Regions from separate parts of the Homo sapiens genome. Here region 2 is linked to region 1. Evidence: read pairs that join two places in POLR2A ChIA-PET (ENCODE). Cell type or tissue: Caco-2. All regions are shown on one strand. Each heading gives the region's core, and the rest is flanking DNA. Links, peaks and the distances in the headings are about the cores only.

The links. Peaks named below come from ENCODE experiments on the same cell type or tissue, not always from the same donor. Only the 100,000 strongest peaks of a DNase experiment are listed, where the experiment ranks them.
Region 2: POLR2A ChIA-PET joins it to region 1 with 11 read pairs; 3 of 35 experiments call an interaction of 5 or more read pairs at or near these places.

Annotation. Positions count from the first base shown.
Region 1 is chr6:26,029,264-26,034,644 of GRCh38, forward strand. It overlaps H3C2 (H3 clustered histone 2), which reads right to left and starts at 2,836. Exons shown (of 1, transcript NM_003537.4): 1 at 2,326-2,836. The coding sequence starts at 2,797. The coding sequence ends at 2,387. H2AC4 (H2A clustered histone 4) reads right to left here and starts at 4,355. Exons shown (of 1, transcript NM_003513.3): 1 at 3,829-4,355. The coding sequence starts at 4,305. The coding sequence ends at 3,913. RefSeq lists enhancers at 2,473-2,702, 2,743-2,862, 3,800-4,429, 4,733-4,792, 4,833-4,882 and 1 more and a silencer at 4,213-4,312. In Caco-2, for the core only: no CTCF peak of the experiment used is centred there; DNase peaks (open chromatin) are centred at 2,918, 3,302 and 4,268; H3K4me3 peaks cover 2,815 bases.
Region 2 is chr6:26,305,794-26,311,174 of GRCh38, forward strand. No RefSeq gene overlaps it. Among named protein-coding and RNA genes, the nearest start is that of TRQ-TTG3-1, 2.8 kb to the right of the region's middle. RefSeq lists cis regulatory regions at 4,063-4,177, 5,266-5,381. In Caco-2, for the core only: no CTCF peak of the experiment used is centred there; no DNase peak of the experiment used is centred there.

The sequences.
Region 1 (5,381 bases), core at 161-5,160:
GGAGGCAAAATTTTACCTCTACTCTGTTAGGGTCTCCAGCTGGACCTGATAATTCATTTGCCATAAAACAGATTAGCAGAATGAAAGCATACAAATGTATTTAATGTAAATTTTATGGGACAGGAGAACCCTCATAAAAAAGTGAAGCCCCAAAGAAATGGCAAAAGCTAAATGCTTTCACATTAAGTTAAAGAGAGGCAATTGTGGGAAAGTAAACCATATGAGGAGATTAAAGGAATATATGATTATTTTAACAAGGTTTGTTTGTGTATAGAAGTCTCTCGGCTATGACTCCCTGCTGTGTTTGTGCAGAATTATCTCATCTATGCCTCTGGGCTGAAGAATATGTCTTTTCACCTGGTACAAGCAGAGCATTTTTCACATTGGAACTTTTATCTCCTGTTTTCAGAAAGAAAAGTTTAGAAGAATTCCCTTCTTGAATGCTGTTTTTGAAGTGCCTTTAGCTCAAAAGAATCCTGATCCCACAGTGGTCTATTTTTGGATGGTATATTCTGCAAACAACACCCCCTTTTTGTCTCCAATCTCTCCTTAATTACTCCTCTAATACAAAACAATAGATTCTTAATATAATATTAAAATGTTTGCACTACTCACAAATACAAAATGCTCAATAAATTTTCTTTCACAAATGAGAATTTCATCCATTCGTTAATTTTTAAATATCAACTGTCAATGAAGAGTTACAGCAGAATCCTTGTTCTGTTGAGGAGGGGGCAAAGAATGTAAGTGAGGGAGTGGAAAATAGCTGGACTGAGCTACCACCCCCTGTCCATCTGATCCTCAGACAGTAATGTAACTTTATTCTTTTATGCTATTCGTCAGACCCAGTACCTCCAACACATTTGTTTCCTACAGATAAAGAAAATATAAAAAGTCAAGCGCTATACATCAGATCCAGCACATCTATAACTGGAAAAAAAATACTTGACCTTCAGCTGGGCCCAGAGCTTGTGAGTAGTCACCTTGGCATAGACCAAGTCCATTGGCATCTCTAACATATCTATACTGTCTGTGGATAACAAATGTCTATGCCAGTTAGAGTCGCTTGTATAAGAGTCAAGAAAAACGAATCATAAAACAAACTGACATATTCATTTTCATAATTTTTAAAATGCAAATATTACTTTATAAACCAAAAACTGCCTTATTAAAAGCTGGAACACAAATGAATTTAAGTAAACGATGCAATTCAAATTTAATCTTTTGTGTGTGTGATTTGTTGTTGTTGACAGTTGGTCAGGCGATTTTAGTATGGTACATCAGTTTACATTCTAGATGTAGGCCAAGAAAGAATGTTAGGTGTAAAAAATATTTATTGTAAAAAAGAATGTGAGGCAAGGTCTTTGGAATTAGTAGTTTTAATGTTGGACATTCTGTGGTTGTTCTAAAGTTAGTCTGTAAAATGTGATGTAAAAGCTATATGATAAAAAAATACAAAATATAAAAATTTTAAAGTAAATATTACTTTTGTTTGCGTACAGTATTCCCATCCCTCTAAATTTTCTTCCAGTACTCAATCCCCAACCTCCAAAACCGAAAAGCAAGATCAACAGAAAGAAAATGGTTAAAACTTGTAAATTCTAGATTTTAATAACTACAGGCAAGAAGTACTGAAAAAAAGAATGTGGCATGTCATGGTGCATAGTCCTAGAGGAGACAAAGCAATGCAACCAGATAGACTATTTACAAGCAAAGCCACACATATAAAAATTCATATATAAGGGATTAAATTATGCTTGGTCGACAGACTGACAGATTTAAAGTGGGTAGCTAGCTATGGATAAAATGAGAGCCAGTTAGATCCCTGCCTCACATTTTGCACCAGAATAAATTTCAGGTTAATGTTAACAGCCAAATGAATTTAACAGTATATATATATATATATATATATATAATATATGAGAAAACCTAGGGGACTATGTATTGAGCTGAGAAAATCTTCCTAAGCATTTTGAGGAAGACACTGGAACTCGCAAGACACAATTTTCTAATCTTTTCAAAGCTTTGCAAAAATGCCTAGTAAGCGCCAGTTAACTACTTACCAGATTTTTCCCTTACTCTTACAAAGTTGTTTAAACAAATGCTAATCATAGCAAGCTAGAGGCCTGAATGATAGTGGACTTACACAGCTTCTCTCCAAATAGCACCTTAATAAGGTCAGAAATAACCTACACTGCAAGACTGACCAAACCGTTATTTCTGTTAATCAACTTTAAGACCATAGTCTAATGCTTTCCGGGGGGGTCCTTAGAAATTTGTTCTGTTAAGACAACAAAAAATTATCACAGCTACTTTCGTTGGAATAAGTGGGTGGCTCTGAAAAGAGCCTTTGGGTTTTAAGACTGATGAAAAAGTGACTTTACATTTACGCTCTTTCTCCGCGAATGCGGCGAGCGAGCTGGATGTCTTTGGGCATAATAGTCACTCGCTTAGCATGGATGGCGCAAAGGTTTGTGTCCTCAAAGAGCCCTACCAAGTAGGCCTCACAAGCCTCCTGCAGCGCCATCACCGCAGAGCTCTGGAAGCGAAGATCGGTCTTGAAGTCTTGGGCGATTTCTCGCACCAGGCGCTGGAACGGCAGCTTCCGAATCAGCAACTCGGTCGACTTTTGGTAGCGGCGGATCTCGCGCAGAGCCACAGTGCCCGGGCGGTAACGGTGAGGCTTTTTCACGCCGCCGGTAGCCGGCGCGCTCTTGCGAGCAGCCTTGGTAGCCAGCTGCTTGCGTGGCGCTTTACCGCCGGTGGATTTCCGAGCTGTCTGTTTAGTACGAGCCATGGCAAAACCACAGAAAAGCTTGCCTGCAGAGACGTCTGTGGAGGAAAGGAAAGAGCTACTCTTCTTTTATAGAGTCAGACCACCAACTATTGGACCCAAGAAAATTCAAAAATCCCCGCGCCCTTCTTGGATTGGTCCATCTCTGTGCCTGGTTGCAGATTAAGAGAGGCTCCTGCCCATTACCGTAGCTACTCTGACGTCATTTTGTTAACCCCTTAGCTGCTATATCCACTGTGGACAAGTCTTGTACTGGAAAAGTTTCCTGAAGTCTTAAAATTTACAACCACACAAAGCAACGCGGAAACCTCCAATTGTTTCTAGTTAAAATATAAAAAAGAAATCAGAGAATATTGGAGACGATTAGGGAAATTTGCATATGCGCTTTATTTAAAATTGTATTTTTCTGGGTGTCGCATAAGAAGTGTGGGCAATTAGAAAAATGCTCTTAGCCGGGCGTGGCGGCTCTCGCCTGTAATCCCAGCTACTCAGAAGGCTGTCAAGAGGATCGCTTGAGCCCGAGTTCGAGGTTACAGTGAGCTGTTATCACGCCGCTGCACTGCAGCTTGGGCGAGAGGGAGACTCCACCCCAAAACAAAGCAAAACATCCCCAAACTGGAAAAAAGCTCATTTTGGGAAATACATACTCAAATGTTCAGTGGTAATGTGTGTGCTCTCAATTGTGTATGCCATTAATTGCTACAGCAAATGGTATGACATATTCAAACTTGTGTGGGGCATGCGGGTTTTAACACTTCCATTCAAGATAGTTAGGAATGCACTCATGGGTATAATTTCCTTCCTCTAAAATGTAGTAACTGCTGTGTGTGAAACTTAACGCGAATCACCCCTGTAAACATGTTTTGTGCTGCATGGCACTTCTCCCACATACCTAGAATTCCTGAGGTTTCTATGGATCTAATTTCTGCAGGACAAATTACTAAAAGTGCCACACTCAAAGCCATTAAAAACACCTCAAAAACATCTTTATGGGCGGCATAATCCAAAGCACAACAGCTCATTTAATGGAAGTCGTAGGTGGCTCTGAAAAGAGCCTTTGCTGTTAGGCTGATTTTGTCTGCTGACAGAAAAACAGCAGTGCATGAAGCGTTAACTCTTCACTTTCCCTTGGCCTTATGATGGCTCTCAGTTTTCTTAGGCAGCAGCACCGCCTGAATATTAGGCAAAACGCCACCCTGCGCGATGGTCACACGCCCCAAGAGTTTATTAAGCTCCTCGTCATTGCGGATGGCCAATTGCAGGTGGCGCGGGATGATGCGGGTCTTCTTGTTGTCGCGGGCCGCATTGCCCGCCAGCTCCAGGATCTCGGCGGTCAGGTACTCAAGCACCGCCGCGAGATACACCGGCGCGCCAGCCCCGACGCGCTCGGAGTAGTTGCCTTTGCGGAGCAGGCGGTGCACTCGGCCCACAGGAAACTGCAAACCTGCACGAGAAGACCGAGTCTTAGCCTTGGCGCGAGCTTTACCGCCTTGTTTGCCGCGACCAGACATAACTACTTCTGATAAGGGAAAATCGCCACAAGAAAATGTAATGAAACTACATTAGAACGCAAGGCAGAGAAGTATTTATACTGACTGGAGGTAGGCTGTGAGGAATTCTCCCATTGGCTAATGTCAAATACCCAATGGGAAATCAGAATCTGCATCCTTCATTTGCATGTAATCCTTCCGTCTGGTGTAAGGTTTATGTTTGACCCAATCCCCAGTCTGGCTTGACGAGCCTTCGACTTGAATACTAATAATAATTGGCCGAATTAGGATTTTGTCAAAATACCTTTTTTAAGCATGAGTGGAGGTTTTGTTCTGGTTATTTTGACTTTCAGCCGCTCGTGCTTTTCCCGGATTGTGACTCATGTTTTTGGAAAGGAGTGGACTCCGACCAATTTCTAAATAGATATTTAAGAGGTCCTTCAAATCGGGCGCAGTGGCTCATGCCCGTAATACCAGCACTTTGGGAGGCCGAGGACGGCGGGTCAGGCGTTCGAGACCAGCGTGGACAACATGGAGAAACCCTGTCTCCAGTAAAATAACCAAAAAAGAAACGGGGGAGAAAAAGAAAAAAAAAAGCCGGGCTTGGTAGTGCACGCCTGTAGTTCCAGTTACTCGAGAAGCTGAGGTGGGAGGATCGCTTGAACCCGAGAGGAGGAGGTTGCAGTGAGTTCACATAGAGCCACCACACTCCAGCGTGGGCGACAGAGCCAGAAGACTGTGTCTCAAAGACAAAAAAAGGGGAGGGGGAGTGGGAGGGAAGAAAAGCGAATACCCCAAATCCCAGTGAACTGTAGAAGCTTATAAGCTCTCTTGATTCATAAGGGAGAAAGAAGGGGGATGTAGGCAACTTAGGGGAGAGTATATGATTTTGGAGAAAAATAAATGGGTGTTTCAAAGAATAGGTGACAGCTGTGACAAAGTCTGTTTAGATGGTGTTAACCACCAGTCTCCTCTCCTGTGATACAGTTAATCTTCTCTGGTTGATGAGATTCCCCAGGGAAGTGAATCTTAACAACTAAATTCCTTTTTGAATTTTTTTTTAATTTTCAAATTTTTGATTAGAGTTCAGCGAAAGC
Region 2 (5,381 bases), core at 126-5,125, 280 kb after region 1:
TAGTGACTGCTCCTGTTTTTTAAATCAAATTGGATTTTGTCTTTTTTCTTAGGTCATGTATATGAACACCATCATTAAACCAGGTATGTCTGTTGTTGCATTCCTGGACACTCCCTGGTAGGATTCCCAGAGGGATGCCTGCCATATGATGGCACTAACGCATCTGAGAAATAACCATTGTCTCTCCTAGAAGCCCAAGTGGGTGACTGGTAAAGTGTTGAAGTGATGGGTTACAGTCAAATTGTGATTGGTTCTGAGTGTCAGACCCTAGAGTTTGGACTGTATCTTAAAGAATCGTGGGGCCATCTGAGGGATTTTTGTTTTGTTTTTGCTTATTTTGCACAAAGAAATGTGATGAAAATGATACTTAGTGTTGTCATTTTTATTATCTGTTTGTATTTCATTTAAATTCTAAATTAAAAAAATAAATTTATTTTTATAGAGACAGGGTCTCACTATGTCACTCTGTTGCACAGGCTAGCCTCAAACTCCTAGGCTCAAGCAATCCACCCACCTTGGTTTACCCAAAGTACTGGGATTACAGGCATGAGCCACCATGTCCAACCTTTCTTTGGTTGTTTCTGACTCATTTCATCACAATCAGAGAAGTCAGTCTGATGCTAATGTTCTGTGAAATTAGGCAAAACAGAAGAACCCCATGACTTAGCAGTGACTGCCTGGCCGATTCCTGACAATATGCAGGCCTAGTGAATACGGTCAGACCAGTTCCTGGATACCAGGGGCTGTTTTCTCACCTATACCCAATAAAATTACAAAAACAATAATATTGTGTATGTGTGTGTTTTGACATGATGTAGCATTAAAAAAATAAGGCCGGGCACAGTGGCTCACACCTGTAATCCCAGCACTTTGGGAGGCCAAGGCTGGAGGATCGCTTAGGCAACATGACGAAACCCCGACTCCACAAAATATACAAAAAATTAACCGAGTGTGGTGGCTGGTGCCTGTAGTCCCAGCTACTTGGAAGGCTGTGTTGAGAGGATCAGCTGAGCCTGGGAGGGCGAGGCTGCATCAAGCCATAATCACACTACTGCACTCCAGCCTGGGTAACAGAGTGACAGAGTAAGACCCTGTCTCAAAAGCAAAGCAAAGCAAAGCAAAGCAATTAAGAATATGATCAAGATTCAAACTGTATCCCCTAGGGAGTTACCAAGGAATTACCTAACAAATATCAGACATATTAGGTATCAAATCACCATCAAAACATAGCAGGCCAGGAAATGTACGAATTTTCATTTTTTTAAAGCTTCAGTTAGCAACAAATTCTAAAGTGTTCTGAAAAGAAAAACTATTGCTTGGTCTTGATTGTGTTTGGATTAGAAATTATAAAGCATGATAAACAAACCTGGACCTGAAGGGTTCATTAGTTCTTTGATTCATTCAATGTTTTGATGAATATTTATTGAGCATTGCGTATGTTCCAGGCATTGTTCTAAGAACAAATGTATATGCCACACACAAAATTCCCTGCCCTGGTGAAACCTAATTATGTAGAAATAAGCAATAAACAACTTATAAAGCAAAATATAGGCCAAGCACAGTGGCTCACACCTATAATCATAGCACTTTGGAAAGCCAAGGCAGGCAGATTCCTTGAACTCAGGAGTTTGAGACCAGCCTAGGCAACATGGTGAAACCTCATCTCTACAAAAAATACCAAAATTAGCTGGGCGTGGCGGTGCACATCTGTAGTCCCAGCTACTCAGGAGGCTGAGGAGGGAGGATCGCTTGAACCCAGGAGGTCGAAGTTCAGTGAGCCAAGATTGCACCACTGCACTCCAGCCTGGATGGCAAAGTGAGACCTTGTCTCACCAAAAAAAAAAAAGCAAAATACACAGTATGTCAGAGGATGGTATATGCATAGGAGTGGTGGCAAGTTAAATAGGGTGGTCAGGGGAAAATTAGCTCAGTGGTTTTCCATGCTGCACATTTGAATCCATAGGGAACTTTTGAGAAGGATTCATGTCAGGGCATTATCCCTATAGATTCTAATTCACTTGTTCAGTCATGATATTAAAAGAGAGTAGCAGTCAAGCTCTTCAATACTGGCTTGATCATAAAGGAAGATACACAATGGAAAACTAGTTTTAAAAAGGTGAGGCAAGAGATAATTTTCCCAATCCAAAAGGTACCAGGAATTGCTCCCAATACAGCACTTCCTGACCAAGCAAAAGAAGGTGTCTGCAAAATATCAGTCATAGCATTAGACCAGCTCCAATTAGGGCTTATTCTGCCCTGAGGTCTTTACAGTGTTTAACAGTGTGGTGGCCACACTTCCTGTGTAAACTCCTCCCTTTGAATGTTGGCTGGATCTAGTGACCTGCTCCTAACCTACAGAATATAAAAAATGTGATAGGATATTACTTTCATGATATCTCATGTGAGATATGTGTCTGTTGTTTTAAGCTGCCAATTTGGGTGCAATTTGTTATACAACAGATAACTAATACATGCAGGAAGGCCTGATCAGCCAGAGAGCAGTGGATCCTATGGCTGAAAGGGAGTATAGTTGAGAATGTAAAAATACAAGACATCATTGCCATAAATTTGCCAAGTCTGAGTTCAGATGCTAATCATTACATCATAGACCCTTTCCATAAGATTCTCCTATTGAAAGACTTGTGTATAAGCTTGGTGTAAATCTATACATTATCTTTTTTAAAAAAGCCATGACCAATAGATTAAATCTAAAGAGCATTAACAAATGCCTGCTATTTATTAATAAAGGGTATGGTAGGCTAAATAATGACCCCCAAAATAGGTCCACAACCAATCACCAGAACCTGTGAATAAGTTACCTTATGTTACCTTAAGTGGTCAAAGGAATTTTGCAGATGGGATTTCATTGAAGATTTTGAGATGGGGAGATTATCTTGGATTATCTAAGTGGGTCCAATGTAATCAAGAGGGTCCTATAAAAGGAAGGCAGGAGGTTCAGAGTCAGGAAAAGAAAATGTGACTACAGAAGCAAGAAGTGATGCAAGGAAGGGGCCACTAGAAGCTGAAAACGCCAGGAAAATGAATTATCTCATGATGTCTCCAGAAGATACACAGCCCTGCTAATACTTTTATTGTAGACTTCTGATATCCAAAACTGCAAAAAAACATTTAATTCACGTTGTCTTAGCCAGGGATGGTGGTGTGCACCTGCAGTCCTAGCTACTTGGGAGGCTGACAGGGAACGATTACTTGAACCCAGGAGTTTGAGGCTGCAATGAGCTATGATTGTGCCACTACAGTCCAGCCTGAGTGATAGTGTAAGACCCTATTTTAAAAAATAAATAGGCCGGATGCGGTGGCTCACGCCTGTAACCCCAGCACTTTGGGAGGTTGAGGCGGTCAGATCAAGGTCAGGAGGTCGAGACAAGCCTGGCCAACATAGTGAAACCCCGTCCCTACTAAAAGTACAAAAAATTAGCCGGGCTTTGTGGCGGGTGCCTGTAATCCCAGCTACTCAGGAGGCTGAGGCAGGAGAATGTCTTGAACCCGGGAGGTGGAGGTTGCAGTGAGATGAGATTGTGCCATTGCACTCCAGCCTGGGCGACAGAGCAAGACTCTGTCTCAAAAACAAATAAATAAATAACAAAAAATAAATTCATATTGTCTTAAACCACCAAATTTGTGGTAAGCAATAGGAAGCTAATAAAAAGCCACTAAGATAGTACCATGAATAGGGCTAAACAGGCAGAAAGAAGTCTACAGGGCTTTTTTCTGGAACAATTTTTAGAGGCCAGAGGAGTTCATGGAGCTCACTTTTGTTGTCATTGAGAGCCCTGGAGGATATGTTTTGAACTGTAGAGAGAGTCAACAGAAGGAATTTAGAGTCCCACCAACAGTTGGGATTTCTGTATTTGGAGTCCAGAGTGTTAACCGTTATACCATGGTATCTTTGTATAACAAAGGTTCTAGGGAAGACTTGTATACTATTGCATCTGGTCAGTTAACCTTTAAAATGGGCATAGATTCAATGTAAGGAACACTAATAGCTTCTCATAGGGAGAAAAATGCAGGTTCTCAGATGACTCAATTTGTGGTTTGCACATATTCATGCCCGAGTCCAGAGATAGCATAGAGAGCATTCGGAGTGAGCTCTGAAGAAGAAAAAAGTCATAGGTGGGGCCTCTGACACATGAACCTTTACTCATCCCAGCAGATGATTAACTTACAGTGGTCTAACTGACTTCAGGCTCCAGCAAAGCAAAGCAAAGCTTTCAAAAGAAGAGCTTCTAGGATACATGAGGGTGATGGGCAGTGGACAACTTTCAGTAGCCAGAGAAAAGAGCAAGAAGCGGGATGTTGCTCCAGAAAAGAAGTGCAAATATGTGAGACTATCTATACATGCCCAAGTGTGCTTCTCCATTTGGGTAAACTCAAGAGCAAGGTCACCAAAACTGAGACAGGTCCACTGAAATTTGAAGCCTAGGTGCTAGCCATTAAGTCACCAGGACATGGAAATTGAATCCCTACTGAAAGACTGATGTGTACTTTTAACATACCAGCTAATCTTTCAAATAATGTGGACAATGCATTAGCTTAAGGAGTTTGGATGGCGCCCCAACTGAGTACAAACGGCAGAGGCTCTAAGATGTGTACAACTGCAGTGCTGTGCAGTCCAAACATTTTAAGGACAGTGTTAGTGCTTAGAAGCAGATGGGACGCTTTAAATAGGCTCTAGAAAAGGAAGAAACTGAGATTGGGGGCTGTAAAACAAACTCTTAATCACTGGGGCCAAGATTCTAACTTACCAGAATCTGAGAAACTCTGGGCAAAAAGGCAAAAAGAGACATCAAGTAAAATAGGAGTAGGGCTAAAATTTCAGAGGTCAGTAGATAGAGACAGTTTTCTCTAGGACAGAGTGCCATGATGATTGGCAGCGCTTGCAGCCAAGTGGGTACACCTCGAAGGTGGGCTAATGATTTAAGAGAACCACAGAGGAACATTGACCAAGATGTTGCTAAAATCCCAAAGAGATTTGGACTCAAATTCCTGGATTCAGCATCCCGAGTGCTAACCGATATACTATGGGACCCTTACATGGGGCACTTGCTACTATAATTCTTATGTAAATCCTTGCATTTTGAGGGGCTTCCAAAGAAGAAAACATTCGCGGGAGGGACCTCTGACACATAAACCATTAAGCACCCTGAGCACTCAAATAACACCCTGGCTGCCTTTGGGAACTCAGGGAAGTGTGGATGCTAAGAGAAAAGACCAAGAATGTACAAGGACATGATACTACTCAGAAGCTAGAAATGACAGTCAGGAGTTACATGACACTTGCTAATCCGAAGAAGAAACCGTGAATGAGAAAGTAAATCCACAGATCGCTGTGTGTTGATGATTTAAGAGACGAACGAAGG